Linked DNA regions of Mus musculus: all the other regions are linked to region 1. A link is a loop called in an ENCODE intact Hi-C map of the cell type or tissue named here. Cell type or tissue: heart. All regions are shown on one strand.

The links. Peaks named below come from ENCODE experiments on the same cell type or tissue, not always from the same donor. Only the 100,000 strongest peaks of a DNase experiment are listed, where the experiment ranks them.
Region 2: it touches region 1 in a loop (4-fold over the local background); 25 of 42 quality-filtered maps call a loop at or near these places.
Region 3: it touches region 1 in a loop (3.0-fold over the local background); 13 of 42 quality-filtered maps call a loop at or near these places.
Region 4: a loop joins it to region 1, with 3 times the contacts of the local background. A loop is called at or near these places in 38 of 42 quality-filtered maps.
Region 5: a loop joins it to region 1, with 7 times the contacts of the local background. A loop is called at or near these places in 34 of 42 quality-filtered maps.

The regions. Positions count from the first base shown.
Region 1 is chr16:18,693,786-18,698,785 of GRCm38, reverse strand. It overlaps Gm41429 (a long non-coding RNA gene), which reads right to left and starts at 2,062. Exons shown (of 3, transcript XR_875944.2): 1 at 1,716-2,062. In heart, no CTCF peak of the experiment used is centred here; a DNase peak (open chromatin) is centred at 2,175; H3K4me3 peaks cover 544 bases.
Region 2 is chr16:18,855,675-18,860,674 of GRCm38, reverse strand. No RefSeq gene overlaps it. Among named protein-coding and RNA genes, the nearest start is that of Mrpl40, 18 kb to the left of the region's middle. In heart, a CTCF peak has its summit at 1,887 (motif pointing right); a DNase peak (open chromatin) is centred at 284.
Region 3 is chr16:18,773,674-18,778,673 of GRCm38, reverse strand. It overlaps Cldn5 (claudin 5), which reads right to left and starts at 1,827. Exons shown (of 1, transcript NM_013805.4): 1 at 412-1,827. The coding sequence starts at 1,678. The coding sequence ends at 1,022. In heart, no CTCF peak of the experiment used is centred here; DNase peaks (open chromatin) are centred at 1,933 and 2,683; H3K4me3 peaks cover 2,047 bases; H3K27ac peaks cover 1,732 bases; H3K27me3 peaks cover 3,845 bases.
Region 4 is chr16:18,780,333-18,785,332 of GRCm38, reverse strand. It overlaps Cdc45 (cell division cycle 45), which reads left to right. Exons shown (of 19, transcript NM_001358206.1): 16 at 142-260; 17 at 451-527; 18 at 3,371-3,437; 19 at 4,760-4,886. The coding sequence ends at 3,435. Among named protein-coding and RNA genes, the nearest start is that of Cldn5, 6.0 kb to the right of the region's middle. In heart, no CTCF peak of the experiment used is centred here; no DNase peak of the experiment used is centred here; H3K27me3 peaks cover 437 bases.
Region 5 is chr16:18,796,783-18,801,782 of GRCm38, reverse strand. Cdc45 (cell division cycle 45) reads left to right here. Exons shown (of 19, transcript NM_001358206.1): 8 at 3,046-3,107; 9 at 4,384-4,434. Gm52240 (a long non-coding RNA gene) reads right to left here. Exons shown (of 3, transcript XR_003951899.1): 2 at 4,791-4,864; 3 at 4,155-4,489. Among named protein-coding and RNA genes, the nearest start is that of Gm52240, 3.3 kb to the right of the region's middle. In heart, a CTCF peak has its summit at 2,754; a DNase peak (open chromatin) is centred at 2,731.

The DNA of each region.
Region 1 (5,000 bases):
AGCAGAAAGTGGACTAGTGACTGGGTCTTCACCTAGCCAGGAATGGTGCTGAGAGCAGCTGTAAGTCTTTGATGAAGGAAGCCAGGAAATGGGGACCAAGAAGGGGGCAGGTAGCTGCAGAACAAACACTGAGCACAAGGGCGGCCTGAAAGGGGCAGGCCAAGCCCACTTCTCTGCGAAAGAAAGTCTAGAATGCTTTCTAGGGCAAACTGCTGGTTCTCTGATGTTGTGTCCCCATTGTAAGACCCTGATGAGTTTTAGCTTACTGGGGACCTCTGAGTGAACAACACAGAGCTGGGGATCTATGCAAAAGCAAGAGGAATTTATTGTTCCAGCATGCTGGGGTCGTCATCCTGCACCCAAAGGAGAGGCAGCAATCCTGGGAGGCCCGTTTAGCAAGTTTTTGTTTTGTTTTGGTTTGGTTTGGTTTTTCAAGACAGGGTTTCTCTGTGTAGCCCTGGCTGTCCTGGAACTCACTCTGTAGACCAGGCTGGCCTCGAACTCAGAAATTCGCCTGCCTCTGCCTCCCGAGTGCTGGGATTAAAGGCGTGTGCCACCACCGCCTGGCTGCAAGTTTTTATACAGTTTCCAGGGGCGGAAATAGAGCACCAGCAACTAGGCACAATATGGTTGGTGGAATAGTGCTCCCTTTAAACTGATTGGTCTTTAGGGAATAAGGTAGTAGAGTCTTAATTAGCCTCTTCCTTCTGGCCTATGTGCTCTCTGACCCGTTTCTTCAGAAGAGGAGGGGTGCCTGGTGGAATTTTCCAATGGCTCTGAACTGACATCTTCATCGTGACATCTATAATGTCACACGTGTGTCCCTAAACTAGCAGAGGCTGAGAGGATGGTACCTGGTCCCCTTCCATGTGTCCTGCCTAAAAGAGGAGGATCCTTTGTGTTTTAAAGTTAAAGTAAAATATACATAGCATGAGATTCATTGTTTTATCTATTTTAAGTGTACAATTAAATAAAGCTGTGAGCATTTGCTGCATGCAACAGGCACAGCCTTCCATTTCCAGAACTTGTCACCCCAAACTGATCTGTCCTGCACCCCAAACTTTCCACCTATCCAGTCCCTCTGAACCACCACTCCATGCCTGTCTCTATCATTTTGACTACTAATTTGACTACTGACTACTGATTTGAATTGTGACTACTCCCATTAAAGGGACTATATAATTTTTGTATCCTCGGGGTGGTAACATGGTGGGCACATGAGTGCCAGGTGCCTTCAAACACCAAAGGCGTTGAGTCTCATGAAGCTGAAATTATAGGTTGTTGTTAGCCACATGACATGGGTGTTGGGAACAGTGCACACTCTTGAGACCAATGGTCTAGAGACTGACTGGCTGCTGGCCAGTGAGCCTCAGAGGGCATTCTGCCTCTGCCTGCTCAGGTTATTGATGTGCTGCCATTACCAGGCTCTTCGCACGGCTGCTGGGGATGGGAACTCAGGTTTGCATGCTTGTGCAGCAAGCATTTTACCTACTGAGCCAATCTTGCAGCCCACCCTTAACACTACACAATAAATAACTAGCGAGTCCTTGCATCCAATACACCTATCCTTCATAGGAAATCTCAGGACAGTGGGAAATTGCTTTTGGTTCCCTCACTCACTCAAAGCCATCTCTCATTGGACACTCAGATGAAAGATGCCCCAGTATGAGACCAGATTTTTAAATTGTTCCAGCAAAGCTAGGCCCAAAGCTCACCTTGGACTGCAGGACAGAAAGCATAGCCAGCCGGTATCCTGGGTTGACACGGAAACACCTCCTCTCCCTGGGGGGTTCAGGAGGGGGAGCCTGCAGCACTCTGCGCTTCACACACTACATGCTCTGGCACCCAGGAAGCCTCAGTCAGAAAGGGGATGAGGGTAACGAAGGACACAGGGATCAGGGCAGGAACAGCAAAAAGAAGTTGCTTGACATTAGTAACGTCTTTGAATCTTTCTGTGTCTCCTGCAGCGATGATCCTGAATCTGACTACTCTGCATATAGTGTACGCCGTGAAGAGCCTGGGTGGAATGGCTCTCTCCCCTAGGGACCAGTGAGAACCTCTGCCCCAGACCTGGTGTGGCTTCCCCATAGCGTAGAACTGGAGCAAAGGCAACACAGAGCCTGTGCCGGCTGTGCAGCCTAGCAGGTTCTAGCCCTATGGTGAGCAAGCGACGCCCTCTCGTGGACAGCTGCGGAGCCGCAGGGGTGGCCGGGCACTCCAAAATCTGCTGTGCGCATCCACTCAAGTGCTGGGTCTGAGAGGAGCCTGGGAAATAATTTGCAAACGAGAGTTGAACTGTATCCCCTCCAAAAGTCATACGGAAGTCCTAAACTTTGGTACCACCGGATGTGATAGGGTCTTTAAGGAGGTAATCTATTCAAATAGTGCCTTGAAAGTAGGCAATTAATATGACTGGGGAGAAGACAGAGAAGATATCCCCCCACCCCCGCCAGTCACCAGGAAGCTTAGAGCCAACCAGAGGTATGCACAACCAGGAGCCCCTCCCTCCACGCACAGGATGGGAGTGGGGCTTAAAACGCAGCTTCTTACACTGTGTGTAGCAACTCCAAATGGGGGTCACACAAATAAATGTGGCATCGAGAAAAAATTGGCAACAGTTAAAGAGTGTATCACACAACCAAAAATTAGTTATAACTCAACTGAGTAGTTTGCCAAGTGTTTCTGGTGGGCTCATCCGTGTGAGCCTGGGGGGACTTCTCTGCAGACTTGGTTCTGAGCACGCCACGCAGCTCTGCACCTCCCATGGCCCACCAACAGCATCGCCCAAATGCATGGGCGCAGTTTTGAGGCTGCACACACACACAGGCTTTTGCACTCACAGAAACATAATGCTTTCATTAAGGAGGACAAACATTTTAATATTTTCCTGCCACCACGACTCATGTGTCTTTGGATCATATTGTGTTAAAATGTTTTCAGTCTCGGCTGGTGAGATGGCTCGGCAGTCAAGAGTACTGACTGCTCTTCCAGAGGTCATGAGTTCAATCCTAGCAACTACATGGTGGCTCACAGCCATCTGTAATGAGAAACAAATAAAAGAAAAAAAAAGCCTATGGGCCAGAGCAAGCAGGGCTCCGGAGCATAAGGGAGAAAGGGAAGAGGGGGAAAATGATTTAAAAAACAAAACAAAACAAAACAAAACATGTTTTCAGCCTGATGTGGTAATGGCACAGGAGTGGAACTCAATGTGTAGACCAGTCTGACTGTGTTGGGATAAAGGCATGGACACACAGTCAGCTAAAGTGAATTTCTTGACTATTCATAATCAGTAACTGAATTGTATACCTCTTTTATAGAGCTACATGTCTAGGGTCACAAAAATTTCCGAGGTAGAGAGAGGAGGCTCAAATAGGAAGCTAAGGAAGGCCTGGCTGAAGGTCTGATGGCCTTTGTCACCACGTCACACATGGCCTCTGTTCTTCAAGAGACAAAGTTAACATGAAAGGACAACAATGGGGACATCAGCAGCCACCGGGCTCCAAGGCCAGGCCGATCATACCCGTGTGTAACAGCCTCGTGTGAGGCCATCAGAGGTTGGCCATACATGCAATACATGCTTGGGGGTGGGGTGGAGGCAGGAAGAGTGGGAATTCAGGTCCTTCTCAGCTGCATAGTGTGTTTGGGGCCAACTGGGTTACCAGGTACCCTGCCTAATAAAACAAAGCCAAAGGCAGCAGGCTCAGGACCCCAAATGATCTCAAAGCTGAAGGCTTCAGTCTTGTTGGGAAGGCTTCCCAGATAAGGAACATGCCCTGCAGAGAGTGCCGGGTGGGAGTGGTACTGTTTGGGGTTTGGATTTATATTTCTTTTGTGTTTTTCAGAAGCACCTAGAAGCCGGAGGTGGGGAAATGAACCCAAAAGCCAACAAATGACATTTAGAATCCGACAAGGTGGCACAGTGTTTGTGGATCCCTTAAAGAGAGAAGGGGGCTGCCTGTGTCAGAGGGAGCATGTTATACATTAAGGATTAAGAAAATTCACCTGGACTGGAGAGATGGCTCAGAGGTTAAAAGCACTGAGTTCAATTCCCAGCAATCACATGGTGACTCACAACCATCTGTAATGGGATCCAATGCCCTCTTCTGGTGTATCTGGAGATGGCTACAATGTATACATAAAATAAATAAGGGCTGGAGAGATGGCTCAGTGGTTAGGAGTGCCGACTGGTCTTCCGAAGGTCCTGAGTTCAAATACCAGCAACCACATAGTGGCTCACAACCACCCATAACAAGATCTGATTCCCTCTTCTGGAGTGTCTGAAGACAGCTACAGCGTACTTACAGATAATAAATAAATAAATCTTAAAAATAAAACATAAAATAAATAAAATCTTTAAAAAAAGAAAAAGAAAGAAGGGTCATGGGGTAAAGTATACAACGGAAAGAACAAGCCACATGTGGTAAAAACATGTTACTCTATAGAGGCATATGGATAGCAACATTGGAGCAAACTCACTCCTTTCTGCTACATGGGGAGGAGCACAAAAGTACATTCCAAGAACAATTCTGCATTTTACAGAAACTGAGGTCACAGGAGTTCTTGTCCTGTTTTCTTGGAGTGTTCTCACAAACACTCAGAATTCTCACATGACTCCATTTTGGGACTGTGTTCTGACACTAACGAAGATCTGTCTTTGTTTTTGTTTTTAAGACAGTCTCTTGTATCCCAGCTCCACTGTACTAAGTATCTGAGGATGGCCTTGAACTCCTGATCCTCCAGCTTCCACTGCCCCAGTGCCACGCCCTATGCTGTTTTGGGTTTGTTTGTTTGCTTGCTTGCTTGCTTGCTTTGTTTTGCTTGAGGCAAAGATTTGACTGGCTGACCGGAACTCATAGAGATCCACCTGCCTCTACCTCCAAGTGCTGGAATTAAAGGCATGTTTAGTTCTTTAACTTAAGAATAAAATGTTTTTAACAATTCCAAATGAGTTGAAAGCACTTAGAGAATAATTATAATAATTTAAAATTCATCTTAGAGAT
Region 2 (5,000 bases), 160 kb before region 1:
ACACCTTGATCAGAGCTGCCAGTTCAGCTTTCTAGGCTGGCATTCCTCCCAGGCTCTGCCCATATGATCTTGGAGTCTGAGACCACTGCTGCCCCAGCATACCTCTGTCCATCCTGAATGAGGCTGTTGTCATTGGAAAACCGTGTTACCTCTGCATCCATCTGAACAATCATGCAGAGGCCCATCAATTGAGCTCAGAGTCAGGCAGCAGAGCAGCTAATCCTGGGGGCATTCAAGAAGAGAGGCTGGGGCTGAGTCATTCTGGCATCATTTTTAACCAGGAGGTCATTGCTGCACTGATGTGTAAACAGGTCAGCTTCTGCCAATTAGTGACACATTGGCCATTGGCTGATGCCAAGGTCTGGAGTCTGAGTATGCATCCTCAGGGCCAAGCAATGTCAGCTGTAGTTGGCAGAGTAAAGCCTTCTTAGTGGAGCCTCAAATAGTCCAAGACCTCTAAGAGGTCTTGTGTTTTTGTTTTATTTCTGTTGCCACTAGGAAGTTATTTTAAACTGATGAAGAGACTTTATCCTCAGGTTTAGCAAGACATAATGTTGAACTTTATTAATTATCAACAAAAAGGCTGGTAGGTTTCCCTTTTACTTTTAGGGTTACCCTGGCCTTGGAGAGGGGGCACTTTTGATCTTATGGCCCCTCTTATCTACTTCTCTGTTTTAGGCATCTCTTACAGTCTTCTGGTTTGGCTTTGGCTGCTAACAGATCTTTGCTAGGTCTAGAGTCTGTTCCTTTTGTCCTCTCCTCTGCTTCTCCTTTGCAGTCTCTCTTCTATTAAATACTCTCTCTGCCACTATCATTAGATCTCTCAGACTTTTTCTTTTTTCCTAACCTCTCAATCTTCTGGAGCTTTTTCTTAAATATCTGGTGCTTCCTGATTAATAAAGCTAGAGTGATGGCTGCCTTTGCTTCTGGTGGTTTAGGGTCCATGGGGGTGTACTGTCAAAATGTCCCCATGACCCTCTCTAAAAAAGTTTTATTCCTGTCTAATATCATACACTCTGGCCAAATTTGTGGGCTGTCTTGTGGCCACCTTGAGACCTGCCAGCAAAGCCTGACAGTAGACTAAGAGCCTCTTCTTACCTTCAACAGAGTTAAAATACCAGTCTGAGCTAGATAGTGGAAAGCAAGCATTTGGGGGGGGGTCTTCTGTGGGGCCAGGAACCCGCTTCCTGGCCTATTCTGTGGTGAAGGGAACCTGTAGAATGTGGTAGACATAGCCTGTCTCATGTTAATATGTCCGTCAAAGCCACTTTGTCAAAGTCATCTCATCAAAGTCACCTGTCAAAATCATTTTATCAAGCTCATCTTGTCAAAGTCACCTCATCAAAGTCATGTAACAAGAGACACAAACACAACATACAAAAACACAAATAAAACCTTTCCTGTCTTTCAAGCAGAAAGAAGAAACAGCCAGAAAGTGTCACTCATGAAAAAGACCTCTCTATGCCACCCAAAACACAAGTCCAACCTTTTCTCTCTACCAGGCAGAAATGGGAAATAACCAGAAAGTGATGCACACCCACAAAAAATTAACCTGATTGGTGGGAGTCTCTCAGCTCCTCTGAGCCCACACCTATCCCAGACCAAGACTCAGGATGTCTCCTGGCCCCACCATAAGCCATGGCTCTCAGATACATCTATCCTAACTGCAACCTGCCACAGAAACAAATTCAAGGCCTTGTACCCAGAAGGATATGACACCGTTTAGAATCAATGAACAGAAAAAGGTACAACCAGAAACAAAAATCAACCAAAACCAGGGGGAAAAAAATACAGCCAGTAGTAACAAAAACCAACCAGAAGGTGGCACTCACAGCAGATGGATGTAGTGCCACTCAATCTGTGAACAGAGGCAACCAGCAACAAAAACCAAAACCAGAAAAAAATATAGCCTGTAGTAACAAGAACCAACCAGAAGGTGGTGCTCACAGAAGACTAATGTGGTCACTCAGACCTGGAAAAAAGGGATACAGCCCATAGTAACAAGAAACAACCAGAAGATGGTACTCTCTCACACACACACACACAGAACAACAACAATCCTCAGTACTGCACAAATATTTACTCAGACCTGGAAAAATCACTATGGCAACATAAGTCATTTATAATACACAAGTTTGTCATGATCTGTAGATCTCACAGAAAGTTTCTAACATTCAGACAAATTAGGCACCACCCAGATCACAAGCTTTTGTGCCACTGAATAATAAAAGAATTTCTGGGGGTATCGCCAATCCAGATTTCAAGTTCTTCTACAGAGGTATAGTAATAAAAACAGCTTGGTATTGGCATAAAAACAGACATGCAGATCAATAGAATCAAATTGAATATCTAGACATAAACCCACATATCTATGGACACCTGATTTTTTACAAAAAAAGCTAAAAATACACACTGTGTATTTCAACAAATTGTGCTAGTCAAAATGGATGGCTGGATCCAGTTTGGAATTCACTCTGTAGACCAAGACGACCTTGAACTCAGAGATCAGCCTGCCTCTGTCTCCCAAGTGTTGGGATTAAAGGCATATGCCACCACTACCCAGCTGTTAACACTAACCTTGGAAGGCTGAGTCAGGAGCATTTTGAGTCAGGAGAAATTGCATAGAAGAATGTAAATAGATCCATATTTATCACCCTGCACAAAACTGAACTTTTAATTGGGTCAAGGACCTTAACATAAGAGCAGATATACTAAACCTGATAGAAGAGAAGTGGGGAAATAATCTTGAACTTATTGACACAGGAAAAGACTTTCTAAACAGGCACTAAGATCAACAATTAATAAATGGTGATGTGCCAGGAAGTGTTTATGAATCCAAAAGACCACCAAGGAGCCATCTCTGACATAATAGCATTAGAGTCTCTTTATTACAAGCTCAGGCTTGGGCTCTCTTCCAACCCAACCCCGACACAAGAGGGCAGGAAGGGAAGGTGGAGCCACCTTGAACCCTCAACAAGACAAGTTTTTATAGGAAAATAGGAGCAAGTGATGTTGGAGTTCGTCAGAAGACCCTTACTCAGAACGACCTCAGAGACAGCCGCCATCGCTGCAAAACACATGAGGATTTTTATTGATCCAACATGTTGGGGACTCCCCTCCCAGCACACAGGCCAGAGGAGAGACCCAGAACAAAGAAAGAACACATTTTTTATACCTTTGTAAGGGGCATATTTGAGCAACAGGGTTCTCATTGGTGTAGCAAGTAACCCTTTCAGGCGTTGGTTGGTTTGTATAGGATGACTAAGTAACCCTTTGGCCTAATGACTCACTTTGCTTGCCCCCATGGTGGGTTATTATGATTTGGTCAGCAAAGTAATAGTACATTTTGAACTTATGGATCAGCTATTAACATCAGGGGAATTCTTGCAACAAGGTCAGGGTGGTTTATGGTCTTTGTGAGAATTCAGTGTGGGGGGGGGGCAGGAGAATTGCTAATCTTGTTATGGTTATTTCTCAGAGAACAGCTATTGTTTTGGTAGTTGCAAGCTTAATCATTTTGACCGCGAAAACTATGTTTTTACATTTGTTTAGTCAGCCAGCTTTCTTATCTGGCTCTGCACTTGGCCTGCTTGTGCAGTTTGGAAAGTCCTTTTCGAAGGGGGAAGGTACTGGGTGGTCTTCAATTCATTTTGGATATTACAGTGAGAGGGTGAGGGAGGTGGTGTCCAGTCTGTCAAGCATCTCATAGAATGACTGTAAGCCAACAGGTGGGTGCTCTGAAGCAAGAGTGTATAGAGTCACAAGCCATCTGAAACAATCAGACTAATCTTTGATTAACTGTTGCTAGGTGGGGGGTGGGTGGGTATGGGGGACTTTTGGTATAGCATTGGAAATGTAAATGAGCTAAATACCTAATAAAAAATGGAAAAAAAAACTGTTGCTAGGAAGTAGCTAGGGAGTAACTCTGGCCAGGGACAAGCTGTGGGGTCCTTCCTGGTACTTCGATGCAGCTTGGGTTCTGCTGTAGGTCAAGTTCTCAGGCTCTTTTTATTTTTTATTTTTCTTTTCTTTAAGATGGAGGCCAGTCCCAGGATGGAATAGGTTTGGCCTCTCAATGGGACCTTGTGAAACTGGGATGCTTCTGTATGGCAAAGGACACCATCACTTGAACAAAGTGGCAAGTTACAGAATTGGAGAAGGTCTTTACCAATTGCTTATCCTATAGAGGGTCAATAATACATAAAATGCATAAAGATCTCAAAAAATAGCCAGGCAGTGTTGACAGTGCCTTTAATCCCAGCACTCTGGAGGCAAAGGCTCCTGATCTCTGAGTTCAAGGTCAGCCTGCTCTACAGAGCAAGTTGTAGGACAGCCAGGACTATACAGAGAAACCCTGTATTGAACAACAAAACAAACAAAAGAACTAAAAAAAAAAATCAAAAAACAAAAAATTTAACATCAAGGCTGGAGTGGATAAAAGCACTGGCTGTTCTTCCAGAGGACTGGGGTTCAATTCTCAGCACCCACATGGCAGCTCACAATTCTCTGTAAGTCCAAGATCTGACACCCTCACACAGACACCAAAGCAAAAGAGCAATACACATGAAATTCAATATTAAAAAAAAAAAAAACCCTGAACATCAAGAAAACAAATAACCCAATTTAAAAATGGGGCACAGTGGGCTGAAGAGACAGTTCAATGGTTAAGAACACTGACTGCTCTTCCAGAGATTCTGAGCTCAATTCCCAGCAACCACATGGTGGCTCACAACCATCTGTAATGGGATCTGATGCCCTCTTCTGGTGTGTCTGAAGATAGGAACAGTGTACTCACATTAAATAAATAAATAAATAAATAGATAAATAAATAAATAAATAAATAAATGGCTGAGAAACACTTTAAAACTGTAACTGTTCAAAGCCAGCCGTGGTGGCATATGCCTTTAATCCCAGCACTAGGGAGGCAGAGGCAGGCAGATTTCTGAGTTCGAGGCCAGCCTGGACTACAGAGTGAGTTCCAGGACAGCCAGGGCTATACA
Region 3 (5,000 bases), 80 kb before region 1:
ATGTACTGCAGTCAGCTGAAGACTGAACACATCACATCAGCCATGCACTGTGGCTCCCACACATGAGGGAAGTGCCTAGTCTAGCCGTGTGCCCTTGTCGGTGGCCACTTGATACTTGGAGCTGAGCAAGCACTGGGGGTAAAAGTGTTGGAGGTATTCCTGGGAGAAGCCAGCAACCTAGCTATCCACTCTCAGCATTTCCCATCACCCAAGTTGCCATTCCCATGATGCGAGTGAGACTCCAGCTGGATCCTCTCCTGGGCTCTGCCTCCCCTCCTGTATCCCAGCCTAACTCCAGCACTTGGCTGAGTTGAAAACTGGAGAAATCCCTGCAGGGAGTCTTTGAGGAGGGGTGGGTAGATGAATAGGGAGCTGGGCACAAGGAGTCTCTGGACAGAGGACAGGACACAGTTGAAAGTGTTCAAACCATTTACTGAGCAAATTCTTGCCCGGCCCACCCCCCAAGCCCCAAGCTTCCAGGAGGAAGGCAACCCCTCTAAGGCTCTGGTACCTACAGGGCCCCCACCTTGGGGGAGTGCTGGAGTGAGACCAGGTCCAGGCTAAGTCCTTTGGTTCAGTAGGTTCTTCTCCACTAACAAAGAAAATGCCCTTTTTAACACGTCCCTCTGGCAGCCCCGGGGTTTCTCCAGCTGCCCTTTCAGGTTAGCAGGTGCCACTGGACATTAAGGCAGCATCTAGTGCCCCCAGGATCTCAGTAGGAACTGTTCGCGGCAGTTTGGTGCCTACTTCACCGATGAAATCTGAGCGTTCCACCCACGTCGTGGCCAACTGCGCATAGAAGAAAAGGTCGGTCAAGTTCTTAAAAGTGCCTGTAGTCTGTTCTGAGCAGGGCCCGGCTAGTGATGGTCAACGGACTCTGAGAGCGGGCAAGTCTGGCCCGAACCCAGCATGACTTGCGCTGCGCAACCCAGCGGTGGTCGTCATCCACACACGGCTTCCCGCATCGGTCTTTCCCATCGCGGGCTTAGCTGCGGGAAGAGCCCCGCCATGCCTCCCGCCCTTAGACATAGTTCTTCTTGTCGTAATCGCCATTGGCCGTGGGCCGCCGCGGCGCAGAGTACTTGACCGGGAAGCTGAACTCAGGGCGCCCGGTGCAGACCCAGGCGCCGCAACACACGAGGCCGCCACCGCACATGAGCAGTGCGGAGGCCGCCCAGCCGATGTACAGCGCCGCGCCCAGCTCGTACTTCTGTGACACCGGCACCGTCGGATCATAGAACTCGCGGACAACGATGTTGGCGAACCAGCAGAGCGGCACGAGTGCCAGCAGCCCGCACACCGCGTAAAGCGCTCCTCCCGTGAGTGCTACCCGTGCCTTAACTGGGCCCGGGGCCACGCAGGTGGTGCACTGAGCGCCGGTCAAGGTAACAAAGAGTGCCACCAGCGCCAGCAGCACAGCGCCCACGGTGAGTGCCCGAGCTGCCTGCACCTCCGCACTCAGCGCCAGCACAGATTCATACACCTTGCACTGCATGTGCCCGGTACTCTGCACCACGCACGACATCCACAGCCCCTTCCAAGTCGTCTGCGCCGTCACGATGTTGTGGTCCAGGAAGGCAGTCACCTGCCACATGGGCAGCCCACACGCCAGGATCAAGCCCACCCATCCTACCAGACACAGCACCAGACCCAGAATTTCCAACGCTGCAGACCCCATGGCTAAAGACTGAATGCTCACCCGACGGCCCTTGGGGCCTCCGGGTGCTCTCTGCGCTGCTTAGGCTGGGAGCTGGGAATTGATTCTGGTGCCTCTGCTCTGGAGCCTCCAGTCCTGGAGCAGAAGAGGAGGTTTTAACTACACCAACTGGGTTCTGAAGTAACCTGTTGTCCTATTTGAAGTCTCGGGGGCGGACTCTGCCCCCAGGGCGCAGCCCCCCGAGTTAGCTCAACCAATCCATGAGCAGACCTTCGGCCCACAGCCAATCGCGGACCCCCTGACAGCTACAGTTACTGAAACCACGGGCGAGCAGGACTAGTCCTGCTCACCCGAACCGCACCCTGCAGAACCGCAGTCTGAGACCCTACCAGTTTCTGTCCTAGTAGGGGCTGATCTTGGCAGGTACACAGGAGATCTGTGCGCCCCTGTCTCCACTGTTAGCAGCATGACCCCTAACCTACACTCACCAGCTCCACCTGCTACATCCCGGATCATTCCAACTCCTCTCTGCAGACTGCTTGGCCTGGAGGTTCTCTGAGCCCCCGTGCACAGGTGAAACAAACCTCTACGCCCGCCGTTTTTCCCTTGGCACACCAAGCGGAGATGCTCGGCAAGCCTGTGTTGGGCTTGCCCTTAATTATAACCTCATTCATGATCCTACCCAACCACCGCCTACAGTTCTCACTCCTTCCCTGGAACCACTGGTCTGACACAAAGTGAACACTGCAAGGGCCTGTGCTCTCCTCTGGGATGCTGCGCAACCCCTGAGGGTTCTCCGACGTCCAGTCTTCTCCAGCAGATAGGCTGTGATCCTAACACAGCATACTGGAATCCTGGGACAGCAGAGACACGATGGGACATAGAAAGGCTATGCCTTGCCATCCTACAAATAGTTGTGGTGCTTTGCCACCCCAGCCCCCAGGCCACCCTCCGGAAGCCAACTTGGAGTTTCCTGGCCAGGAGGAAGAGCCCCCATCCTCGGTGGAGGAGGGAGCCGCGGGATTTCCGGGCATTCTTCTGCACAATGGCCCAGCCATTTCTTGAAAGGTCCACTGGGTTAGACACACTGGGTCCCTGAGGCTCAGGTGGGGGCACCAGGCCCCACAGCCCACAACCAAACTAGGGCGCCAGCCTCTTTCCAGTGAACACTCCTCCCTGCTCCCTTTGTTTCCAGCTAACCCTGGACTCCAGCTGGGCTTTGTTGTCTTCTGTTGTTGTTCTGTTTGGGGGTTTTGTTTTGTTGTTTCCTCTGCTCAAAAGAACTCAGGGCCTCTATAGGGAAAGGATGACATTGTTGAGGCCAGCCACAGATGTGGAGATTTTGGTAAATCTCTCCCTTTTATGGGTCCCTGCTTCCTTCTGGAGATGGCTCTGAGCTAGAGGTCTATGGGGCCAGGTCATTGCCTACTTCACCCTACAACAAACTGTTCTTAGAAGACGGCGGGAGAGCCTCACATACACACCCTTTCTTGTCCTCCCTGGTACCTCTTCCAGCTATCATATATTAACTGCTGCCTTCTATCTTCTAGAGACCCCTGCTTTTCTGCAGACCCTTCTCCCTGCTCAGTAGATGTAAACTCAAATCCTGCTCCCCCTGCTCCAGTCTGCAGAATTTTGTTTTGCCAGCCCCCTCCCTTCAAGCTCCCAGGCACCTTCCTGGAGCAACTACTGAACCCTCTTCAGATGACCCAACAAGGCTACTCCTGCAGGCCCTGGCCTGTAATCCTCTATGGCTCTCATTGCCCACTGGCAAAGAACTGGATCCTGGGAGCAGCCTAGACTAAGCTGGCTGTAAGTGACCAGGAAAATATTTACACACTTTATACTTCAACCAGATCCATCTTCCCTGGGCCTTGGAATGAGCCTTCCTGCTGTTCCTGTCTTGTCTTGCTGTTCTGCAGGACATGCTGATGCACACATCTGAGAATATCTCTCTACACGCAGGCCCCAGAAGGTCCAAGCCAGGATAGCTTTTGCCCGCTGGCTTTCCTACTAGTGTCCCGGGAATACGGGGATCTTCTGGGACACACATTTGTCCCAGACAAGAAGCAGCTTGCTGCTTTCAACTATTTGGGGCTACAAACAGCAGGACATGCTCCCTTCCTTCTGTCTGCCCTCCTACCCACCATTTCGGTACTGTCCCCAGCCTTGCACCCAGAATGGTCCGAGCAAGTTCACATACCTTTGGTAAATTCATAATTGCCAGTGGAACCTTAGATACCGTACTCTCCAGCATGCAGCGGGACCAGAACCACTCCAGAAATGGACAGCCAGGGCTGGCAATGCTTCCTCGATCCTCCTCAAAACTAAAGGTGGCCCAAGTGACCACCCCAGATCCTTCCTTGGGGATTTGTGTGTGTGTGTGTGTGTGTGTGTGTGTGTGTGTGTGTGTGTGTGCATTGGACACTGTCTCTCCCAGAGCACACAGCACAGGCCACTTAATAAACAAACTGCCAACAAAGTACCAGATAGGAAGGCAAAACCCAGCAGAGGGTTCTCTGAAAAGGTGGCAGCGCAGCAGGAGTCCAGGAAGAAGATCCCAAGGAGCAGTTGGAAATCTGAGTATAAGATGCTGGTGTACAGATGCACTTGGGCTAGGCAATGTAGCTCTGGGGTAGAGCACTGCTTAGCAAGTTCCATCACCAACACTACAAACTAAAACTAAGTAGATCACCCTAGAGGTGGGACACGGCTCACAGAGGATCTGACCTTGGAGCAGAAAGAGGTCAGCATAGCCAGAGTGCAGCAAAGGGCCAGGGCCAGGGAGTCTGGGGTGGTAGGGGGCTTGCCAGGCAGGCCACCTGCTCCTGCCCTGCTATTGTTCTGCTTTCCCAGGGGAAATGGCACAGGATCCTATTAATCCTGTGACAGAAAGGCCTGAGTCTGCAGAAAAGCAAAGTTTATCTCTAGCAGCTGCTGGCTGACCCTGCCCTGAGGGGATCCGTTGACCTTCCATGGCAATCTAAATTTAGGCTCCAGGTTCCTGGGGCTTGGATTTGAGGAGCTCTTAACAAACAGGCTTTATTTCAAAGGGAGTGAGGGAAGGAAACAAAAACAAAAACAAAAACCCCAGCCTTACTTCTATCTTTCAGTTTCTGGTCCAGGATGTCTTCCCCAAGTTCAGCAGACATTTACAGGTCAACAACATTCTTCTTGCCCAGAGCCATTTCTTGGTGGAAGACAAAAAGCCCAGGCTCTCACTGGCCCAACAGGAAGCATCTTAAGACCCCCCTCCTCATGTCACTGACTGAGGGGCTGGGAACCTAGGGTGATCTCCGTAGGAAGACAGTTGGCACCGGAGTTAGACTCCCCCTTCTTTTTG
Region 4 (5,000 bases), 87 kb before region 1:
AGCATACCCTCTAGTGACTGCATCCCTGCAGGCTTTAGGGGTGGCCTAATGCTATCAGAGTTTCTAGGTGCTGAGCAGTGTGCTCCACCCTGCAAGCTGAGAATGACTGTGCTGTGACCAAGAGTGCTCCTGTCTCCATAGACAAAGAATCGACGATGCAAGCTGCTGCCCCTGGTGATGGCTGCCCCGCTGAGCGTGGAACAGGGCACAGTGACCGTGGTGGGCATCCCCCCAGAGACTGATAGCTCGGATAGAAAGAAGTGAGCAGCTTCTACGTGTCCTGGGACAACAAGGCTGAAGGCCCTGGTGTGTCAGCACATTGGCCACCAACTCTGCAGAGCCTAAGTGGCTTTTGCCCTTCACTGTCTGTGTCACTGGGGCCAGGTTGGGAAGGGTCAGTTGTCTGTTGTCTGTGGTCTGTCTCACAGTGTATCTGTTCTGTGCCTTTAGCTTTTTTGGTCGGGCTTTTGAGAAGGCAGCAGAAAGCACCAGCTCTCGGACTCTACACAATTACTTTGACCTCTCAGGTGAGTGTCTCTGCCCAGTGACCACATTTCTGCCTTCACACCTTCCAGGCCAGCATTGGCCCTGGAGGGAGGCAAGCTGGTGATGGAGGTATCCAGCCAGCAATCCACCTTGCCCTTCCAAAACAGCCCTCGGCAAAGCTGCCTTTATAATTCTCACAACTCTTGCTGGGAAGGCACAGGCCTACATGCAGCCTCACTACCCTGCTCTAAAGTCAGTTCCCACCCTGAGGGGCTGACTGTGGTAACTCCAGAGGCCAAGCCAGTCTCCATCATGTACAAAAGGAAACAACACAGCCTGTGGCTGGCAAAGCTGGCACCATGAAGGACCTTACCTGGGGCTCCAGCACTCTACCCTGCAAGACAGTTTTTGCAACTGTTGGGTGAGTCAGAGAGTGGAAAGGCGTAGTCCGGTGACCACCAGAGAGAGCAGCACACAACTTGGTTCATGCTTGAGCAGATTTACCTTCTTTTTTTTTTTTTTTTTTTTTTTTTTGAGACACAGGCTATATAGCCCAAGCTAGCCTTGTTCTTATCATTTTCCTGCCTATGCTTCTCAAGTGCAGAGATTATAAGCTTGGGGCTACCAAACTGGTCTGTCTTTTTTTGTTGGTTTACTTGGCTGGCTTTAATGTCTTGGTTTTTGTTGGAGGGTTTGGGGGAAGGCTGTTATTGTTTTTGTTTGTTTGTTTTTATTTTGTGAAGTCTCTCTATAGCTCTGGCTGTCCTTGTCTTATTTTTGAGATGGGATCTCACTGTGTAGATGAGGCTGGCTAGAGTGCACCAAGGTGGAAACTGCCTCTGCCTGCCAAGTGCTCGGGTTAGAGGGCTGCACCACAACACCTGGCCCGTCTTGTTCTTGCTCACATCTCTTTTTTTTTTTTTTTTTGCTTCATTTATTTTACTTTATGTGTATGAATGTTGTGCCTGCATGTATGTCTGTACACCATGAGCATGCCTGTTGGAACTCCTGGAAATGGGATTATAGATGGTTGTGAGCCACTGTTTAAGTGCTGGGAATTGAGCCTGGACCATCCTCTACAAGAGTAACAAGTGCTTTTAACTGCTGGGCCAACTCTCCAGCCCCTCGCTGACACATTTTACAGTAAAACAGGCTTGACTTGACAATGCACTGCTGTCAGTGGCTCCCTAGGCTGCAGAGTGCAATAGCCTGGTGACTTCCACGGGCTAATTCCTCTCAGTGCCGTGTCTGGCACTGGAAGTCAAGGTGTCAGTATGACTGGCAGCCTCTGTCCTTAGCTACATAGTTTCTTCTTTCTGAAACTCCTCTATGTATGTCTCTGCCCTGATCTCTTCTTACAAGGCCCCTAATATTGTGGGTAGGACACACCCTCAGCACCTTATTTTGACCTGTTTGAAACTCCTGACTCAAGGTGTCAGATACTGGAGTTGGGGTTTCAACAAAGGAACTTGGGGAACACAGCTCTCTGTTTCTTCTGCTTCTGCTTCTTCTTCTTCTTCTTCTTCTCCTTCTCCTTCTCCTTCTCCTTCTCCTTCTCCTTCTCCTCCTCCTCCTCCTCCTCCTCCTCCTCCTCCTCCTCCTCCTTCTCCTTCTCCTTATTTTTTTTCGCCTGAAGGGGGGGGTTATTATATATAAATACATAGTAGTTGTCTTCAGATGCGCCAGAAGAGGGCATCAGATCTCACTACAGGTGGTTGGAAGCCACCATGTGGTTGCTGGGATTTGAACTCAGGACCTTTGGAAGAGCAGTCAGTGCTCTTAAACTCTGAGCCATCTCTCCAGCCCCTCTCTGTTTCTTTTTAGTTTTGTTTGTTTTTGTTTTGTTGTTGTGGTGGTTGGTTGTGGATAGGTTGGTTTTGTTTGTTTTATTTTGAGACAAGGTCTGTAATGTAGCTTTGTGTATCCTAGAACTTACTCTAGAACAAACGAGGCTGTCTTCAAACTTACAAAGATCTGGTTGCCTCTGCCTCCTGAGTGCTGACACCACTATGCCCAGCTACCTCGGTGTTTTATCTGCATCTCTCAGAAAGGGAATTTCTTACATTACCATGCTCTGATACCCCAACACTGATTTGTCTGTGTTCAAGTTGCCTGCAGTGTCTCAGGCAGGCTTCTTTGGGCCAGGCAGCTGTAGCTATGGCATTGTGGGGTTGGTCCACCATGAACAGCAGCTCCTGATTCCTGCCTGTGATGTGAGTGGGTTGGCCACAACACACCTTTGTTGCACAGGGAGGGTGTAGGCTAGAAGCTCCCTGGATTCCTCTGAGGGTTGAGAACTGGAGGTAGCAAGTGTGGAAGTATGGTCAGTATCAGCCTGGTGGGCAAGGCTTTGTACTCTAGGGAGCTAGCCAGCAGCACAGAGCACCCCACTCATAGCAAGCAAGCCCTCTTCAGCGTCTGACTTTGCTTTATCATACCTGCCTAAACCTGTCTGCCCTTCAAAACACAAGTATTTTGTGTTGGGTCCTCTCCAGAAGACACTGAAGTACACCACAGAGCAGGGCTGATGTGGCCTGCACCACTATGGGGACAGGCATTAATGCCGGTCCCTGTCCAGGTCTGTATCAGGGTTGTCACCTGCTTGGTGTTCCCTATGCTGCCAGCCATCGTTTACCCCTGCATGCTCTGGAGTCCTCGCAGGATAAGGCTCTGGACTCTCCACAGTGGAGCCGACAGATCTAAAACAAGAGTACAGTGGGAAAGAGATGAAACCCAACACTGCAGAACCTTCCAGGCCTGCCAGGAGCCCGCAGTGTGGAATGCCAGGAGAGTTGTCAGCCTGAGGGAGGAGGGGGAGGCCACGTACCATGCCTTGTTTCTCACTCCTCCCTGCTCATGGGATGTTTTCCTTTCATTACTTCAGTAATTGAGCTGAAGGCTGAGGACCGGAGCAAGTTCCTGGACGCTCTTGTGTCACTGCTGTCCTGAGGGTAAGCATGGGCGGGCCGGGTCCGAGGGCCCAACTCCTGCTCTTGTATCTCTCAACAGAGGCGTTTACTTGTGTTTCCCATCAGAACACGGTCTTGAGATTTTTCCCAGGAATGTCTGACCTAAGAATGCCAGCAAGGCCACAATGGAGCACTTTTGAGAAAGCTTAATTAATTAATTAATTTCATTAAGCACCTTTGACACCACCACCACCCTCCCCAAAATGACCTCAGATTTTCTCTCTCATGCCCACACCATCGGCTGAGCATCATGTGTGACATACAGGTTATCTAGTACCAGCCCCAGAGGTCACTCAGTCTCTTACAGCCACAGTCACAAGCCCCAGGCTGGGGCCCACAGAAGTGGCACTCTGGGCTTTTCTGCACTCAGGCTTTAATAAGAAAGCAAGCTGTTGGTTCCGCATGGGCTCTCAGCCCACTGTGGCTCAACACCTCCCTAATGAAGCCCTCACTATTCTCCCACACAATCCTACTTTCCCACATTGGAAAGTGGAAGTAGTTTTCTCCTATGCTTGTGTGACCATCTCAGCCTCCGTTTGGCCGAGCAGACTTTCCAAGCCTCTGATATAAGGAGCTTTCAGGCTGAGGCTGCTCAATCCATGTTAAACCCAACCTATAGGGGAACAGAATGGCCTCATGTGGCTCAGGAACTTCATTCCGTCAAGATAGCATGAGCACTAGGGGCCATATTAAGGAAAGTGTCTAGACTGGACCTGGAAATCCTTGGTCAGACTTGCAGGTAGTCAGCAGTGACTTGGGCCAGGTAAGTTTAACTTTAAATTAGTCTAACTCCAAAAAAAAGGAGCCCACGAGTGTCAAGTGTGTACTGAGCTTGTGGGGAGCAATACGGGGCCAGGGCTGACTGGAGGCAGATCTCTCCTGCACTGCCAATAGCACTGCTATGTGTGTCTGGCTACCGAGCAGGGGTGTAACTGGGAGGGGAAGGAGAAGATGTTGTTACATGATGGGGGAAGCAAGAGACTGCCTGGCAGGGGAAGGAAGGGGCCCTTGTATACAAACCATGAAGCTGCCCGGGCAGGACAAGTGGCCAGCCAGGGTCTACCAGGTGAAAGGGTCTGGGTACTTTTCATGCAGATAGACAGTCAGACTCAGTAGGGAGTGTGGAAGGACAGTGAGTACCTCAATAGATATGGGGTGACCTTTACTCCAAACTCACCCTCACCCTCACTGTTGAAGCTGCTCAGAAGCAGCAGCCCATCACGCCATGGGACCGCCCACTCTAGTTTGATGAAATGGAGAGAAAGGATGAATTGTAGGAAACCTTTTTTTTTTTTTCCTTCCAGAATTCAACTTCTCCAGAAGTGACCTCCTTTTCCTTATTTATATTTCCTGGCCACTATTCAGTTGTAAGATAACATTTGAAATGTGAGACTATATGGTTTTTAATAAAATGTTTGATGTTTTATCCCCTCTGGGTCTGTGATCTTATTGGACCTTAGAAGTACTCTGAGCCTTCTTGGGATCCAGGGAAACCTTGTTCCTGTGTCCTCTGCTACATAGGAGGCATAGAGGCTTCTCTGTTCA
Region 5 (5,000 bases), 100 kb before region 1:
GACACACTGTAAAGTTTTCACTCCAGGGATCAGTGTCCTACAATAAGAGAGAACAAAGGTTTCACAGCCAGAAAATCCTGTTGCTCGTCAGAGGTGCCTTTGGGTGGGCAGTGCAACCTCTGCGCTGTCCCCCTACTCCTCTGGAAACTGAGTGACAGATGCTTCGCAGTGTGCTCTGGTTTGCCTCGTGGCTTTTTTTTTCTTTCTTTCTTTCTTTGGTATTACAAAAGTGATACCTGCCCAGTAGAAAGCGATTTTCTGAGAAGAGGACTTTTTATACAGCCCTGCCTAGCCCTGAGCCTCTGGCTTCAAGTGATCCTCCTGCCTCCTCCTAAATAGCTGGGAATATATTTACACACCGTTGTACCCGCCAAGATAAATTTTAGATGGTAATGGGATTCTTTCTGCTTCCTGGCCATCTTGACATGAGCTGTTCTTTCCCATGCCTTGGTGGTGACTGAAATTGTAATCTAAAATAAATCATTCCCCCCCTTATTTAAAAACAAAAACAAAACCCAAATTCTTGCCTTTTGCCTTTCAGTTTTTGTAGCACTGAGGATCAAACCTAGAACTCGAATATACCAGGAAAGTACTTACCACTGAGCCACCCACCTCCAGCACTTGCTAATTATTTTTAATTCTAGAATCACGCTAACCTTTATTTCATTCATAAAGTAAGCCAGGCATGGTGGCACACAACTTTAGCCCCAGGACCTGGAAGGCAGAGGTGGAGGATCTCTTGAGCGTGAGGCCAGCCTGTCCTATAGAGTGACTTCCCTGATAGCCCGAGCTAAACAGAGACATCCTGTCTCGGAGAGAGAGAGACAAGAGTGCTTCTAGGTGCTTCACATTTGAGCTTCTCTGGACTACTGTCTGCTTCACAACCATAGTGGTCTAAAGTATCTAGTCAGCCAGGAGATCCAGAGAAACCAAACATGCTCCACAGTGCAGCTAAGCTAGAATGTTGGGTGAATTAGATGTATTGAATGCTGCTTGTTTTGTCTTGTTTCTGCAGTGTTAGGTAAACCCATCCTAGGTCAAGGGCACAGGTGCTCCTTTCAGAGGCAGTTGTCAGGGTAGCCCCTCAGGCTGTGTAGCAGCTACCCTTTTGTTCATCATCAAAATGTCGTTAAGAGCAGCTCAGAGAAGGCAGATTTGTTTCCCAGCACCTACATCCTAGCTCATAGCCGTCCATGGATTCAGGTCCAGAGTATCTGCCCCTTCCTCTGACCTGTAGGTACCAGGCACATACATGGTGCACAGACACATTCAGGCAAAGCGCTCACACATAAAATAAAGCAAATCTTTAAAAAGACTGATTAGGCTGGGTGTGGTGGCTGTTTTGGTTGGATTACTAATGCTGTGATGAAACACTATGACCAAAGAAAGCATCGTTGGGAGGAGAGGGTTTATTTTCAGCTTCCACTTCCAGGTAATGATCCCTCTCTGAGTGAAGTCAGGGTAAAAGCTCAAACCAGGGCAGGACCCTGTAGGCTGGGGCTGATGCAGAGGATGTGGAGGAATGCTGCTTACTGGCTTCCTCCTCCTGGTTTGTTCAACCTGCTTTCTTGTAAAGCCCAGGACTGCTAGACCAGAGATGGCACCACCCACTATGGGCGGGGCCTTCCCCATCAATCACTAATTAAGAAAATGCCCTATAGGCTTGCTTACAACCTAAACTTATGGAAGCATTTTCTTATTTGAGGTTCCCTCCTCTCTGATGATTTCAGCTTGTGTCAACTTGACATAAAACTAGCCAATACAGTGGCACACACCTTTAATTCCAGCATTTGGGAGGCAAAAGCAGGAAGATCTCTGAGTTTAAGGCCTGACTGGTCTACCTAGCGAGTTCAAGGCCATCCAGGGCTACATAATGTGACACTCTCTAAGTAACAAATAAATAAATATGTATTAATCTCTGTGCAAGAAGATTAAACTATGGGATTACAGTAGCACCTGGCTCTGTTAACACTGGCCAGGATTTAGGGCCTTCAGTAGCTGTAGAAGATATATGGTTCTTTTTTTGGGGGAGGGGGTTGGTTTTTTGAGATGGTGTTTCTTCTCTGTGTAGCCCTGGCTGTCTTGGAACTCACTTTGTAGACCAGGCTAGCCTCGAACTCAGAAATCTGCCTGCCTCTGCCTCCGCCTCCCGAGTGCTGGGATTAAAGGTGTGCACCACCATGCTTGGCTTAGATATATGGTTCTTAACACATTAATTTGATGTAGGATTTTTGTCTGATTGTTTATGATAATGCAAAAGTGATGTAGCTCAGTACAAATCAAATTTGTTTCAGTAAAAACACTGTAGTTAGTCTTCAGCTTTGGCCCTTAGATCTTGGACTCTTGGTAGTATATTTCCTATGTCTCGTTTATAGTTGAAGGTTTACCATCCTTTGGTTCTCTGCTCAGCCCTTGCAGTGGATAGAGAGGGAACTAATACTCTCTCAGAAATGACACCTGACTTCTCCAGATCCCTTGAAAATTTTCTCCCTGGAGGAAATCCGCATCTCATGCTAAGTCTGCTGGTCAGACACCCACTGTCTTCACAGTCTCTCACCAAACTCAGACCTCCCACTCTATCCATGTGACCAGAACCAGAGCCCTTCCTCATCTGGGTCTGAGGCTGCCTCCATGCAGGAAGAATATGGATGTAGGGTGGACAGTCAGGCCACAGGGCCTCCTGACCTGTTTTCATGATAGCTTTGAGCATCGCCTGAGATGTGCAGCCTTCCTTGCACAGTGCTATGCCTGGGCTTCCCACTGGGTGGCACTTTGTTTCCATCCTTCATGTGCTACATGATTAAACACAAAGATGCAGATGACATTAGATAGCAGAGACTGATGTTTGGGGTCAGCGGAATTACTCTGTCATCTTTCCCTCACTCTGATGGGGACTTTTTTTCTCACATGCTGAATAGCTTGAATACCCTGATCTGCAGGACTTCACTGGGCTCCTTGGCTTGGAGCCGTCCCACTGTCCCCACTGTGTGGCCCCTTCTGTAACTTAGTTGCTTTTGGCTTCAGGCTTTTTTGTTTTCCTTGCAGTCGGCCATGGTGATGTTTGACCTGGCGTGGATGATGTCCAAGGACCTGAATGACATGCTGTGGTATGTAGCGCACATACACACACAAACATGGAAATCCTGCTAAAGCATCTTGGGAGTCCTGCCACCAGCTAAAGTCACTGTCACATGGACAGTCCAGTGTTTCCATGAGGAATGTTAGGTGCAGCCCCTCTCTGGGATGACTTATAAGCCTCGTTTTCCAAGGGTTAAGTATGAGGCTGGGGGACGGTCATTGAGGACAGTGGGGCTCCAGGTCAGCTCCTGTCTCTGCACTCTTGATGCTTACTTAGCCTCATGCCCAGCAGGTACAGTAAGTGGAGGTTTGAGTGAGATCGACCTTGGTCGGCATTCTTGCAGCCCTGGCACTGGTACAATCCAACTCAGAATTGTCCCTTTCTGCAATTTCCCTGTCAGACTGTAACCAGGGCCTTGAGCACACAGACCAGTGAGCCTCCCAGTCACTGTCAACTTGATTGATTTTGAAAGAGGATCTGGTCTTTATAAATGAGAACCATGTAATTCTGGCTTGGCTCTGCCTCCTTGGCCCCTTGTGGTCCTCGTTTTCTCTGCAAGCAGTACACCAAGGTCCTTCAGGTCTGATCACCATTACATTGGGCTGCAGAGAATCCGGACAGGTTAGGACTTTGCCCTGCCATTGTCCAGGTGTAAAGATGCCCATCTTTTGGCCCCACTCAGCTCTTATTCCTATGCTATGCCTGTACTTATTCCTAACTGGCCACTTGCGGAAACAACTGCTCCCAGCCAGGTTGGTTAGTGCTAAATAATTAGTTGCTTTGGTATTCAAGCTAAATTGGTTTCCTCCTAGATCCAATAGCGACCGGTCTTAACAGGAATCACGGAGGCCTGGTCCTGGGTGTGTGCAGTGTACCTTTAATAGGATGCTTTCTTTACTGGATGGATTCCCTTGTGCTTTCTTGTCTAACTTGTGATGAGTCCTTTAGGTCACTTGTTTACACTGGTGGCTTCTCTCTGACCTAAGTATAGTTTATGTCCACCCAAGCTTTGACCTAGAGCTGGAAGACTGACCTTGTGTTTCTTCCAGTATCTCAGGGAAAACTTTCCCTAAGATTTCCCCATTTTTTTAAAGATGGAAGGCGCAAATGTCAACATTTCAAAATTACAGTAGAAAAGAAGCCCAAGATAATTATTCACAAATTGGTGGCAGGGCACAGTGAGTTTTGGGGCCATGCTAACAGGACACTCCTGGACTGTCCATCAAGTCACTTGGCTCCAGGACACATAACTTACCGAGTCCAGGCACCTTGTAGCTTTACCGCATCATCTGCTTTCCTTCCAGGTGGGCCATTGTTGGACTGACAGACCAGTGGGTGCATGACAAGATCACTCAGTAAGTGATGGCCTCCGTTTGAGGGTAGCTCTGTGCTCTGTGCATGTGGCAGCCCCTGAGTCAGCACAAGGACATGGGAAGCAGTATCAGTGAGAAGGAGGAGGGTGGCTCTTCTTACCTGGGCTCTTGGCCTTAGGACCTTTGCTTATGGCCTAGCTTGGCCTCCTTACAGCCTGAGAAGTCCCCTGGGTGGAGCCAGCAGCAGCTGTGGCCTAGAGACAGGTACTAAGATGTAGCCTGTGCACACTGGAGGTTAGGGGAGAGATGGATGCAGGTAGGGAAGGAAGGAAGGGAAGAGAAGAAGGCCTAGGGCTCCTGTCAGGGGGGTGAGTTTGTTCACAAAACAAGAGACTTACAAGAGGGTTGGCAAGGCGCAGAGTCTCGGATCCTCTGTGAGTGTGGCAGGCTCCCCTTCTGTGGACTCTGTGAACTGGGAAGGAGGCAGAGCTTTGAACAGGCAAACAGAGTCTCTCATTGTCTCGCTTGGGACTGGGACACGGTCCAACGTCTTGTGGTTATCAAGTAGGACTTGTAAGAGAGTGAAAAGGCCAGGCCTGAGCCCACAG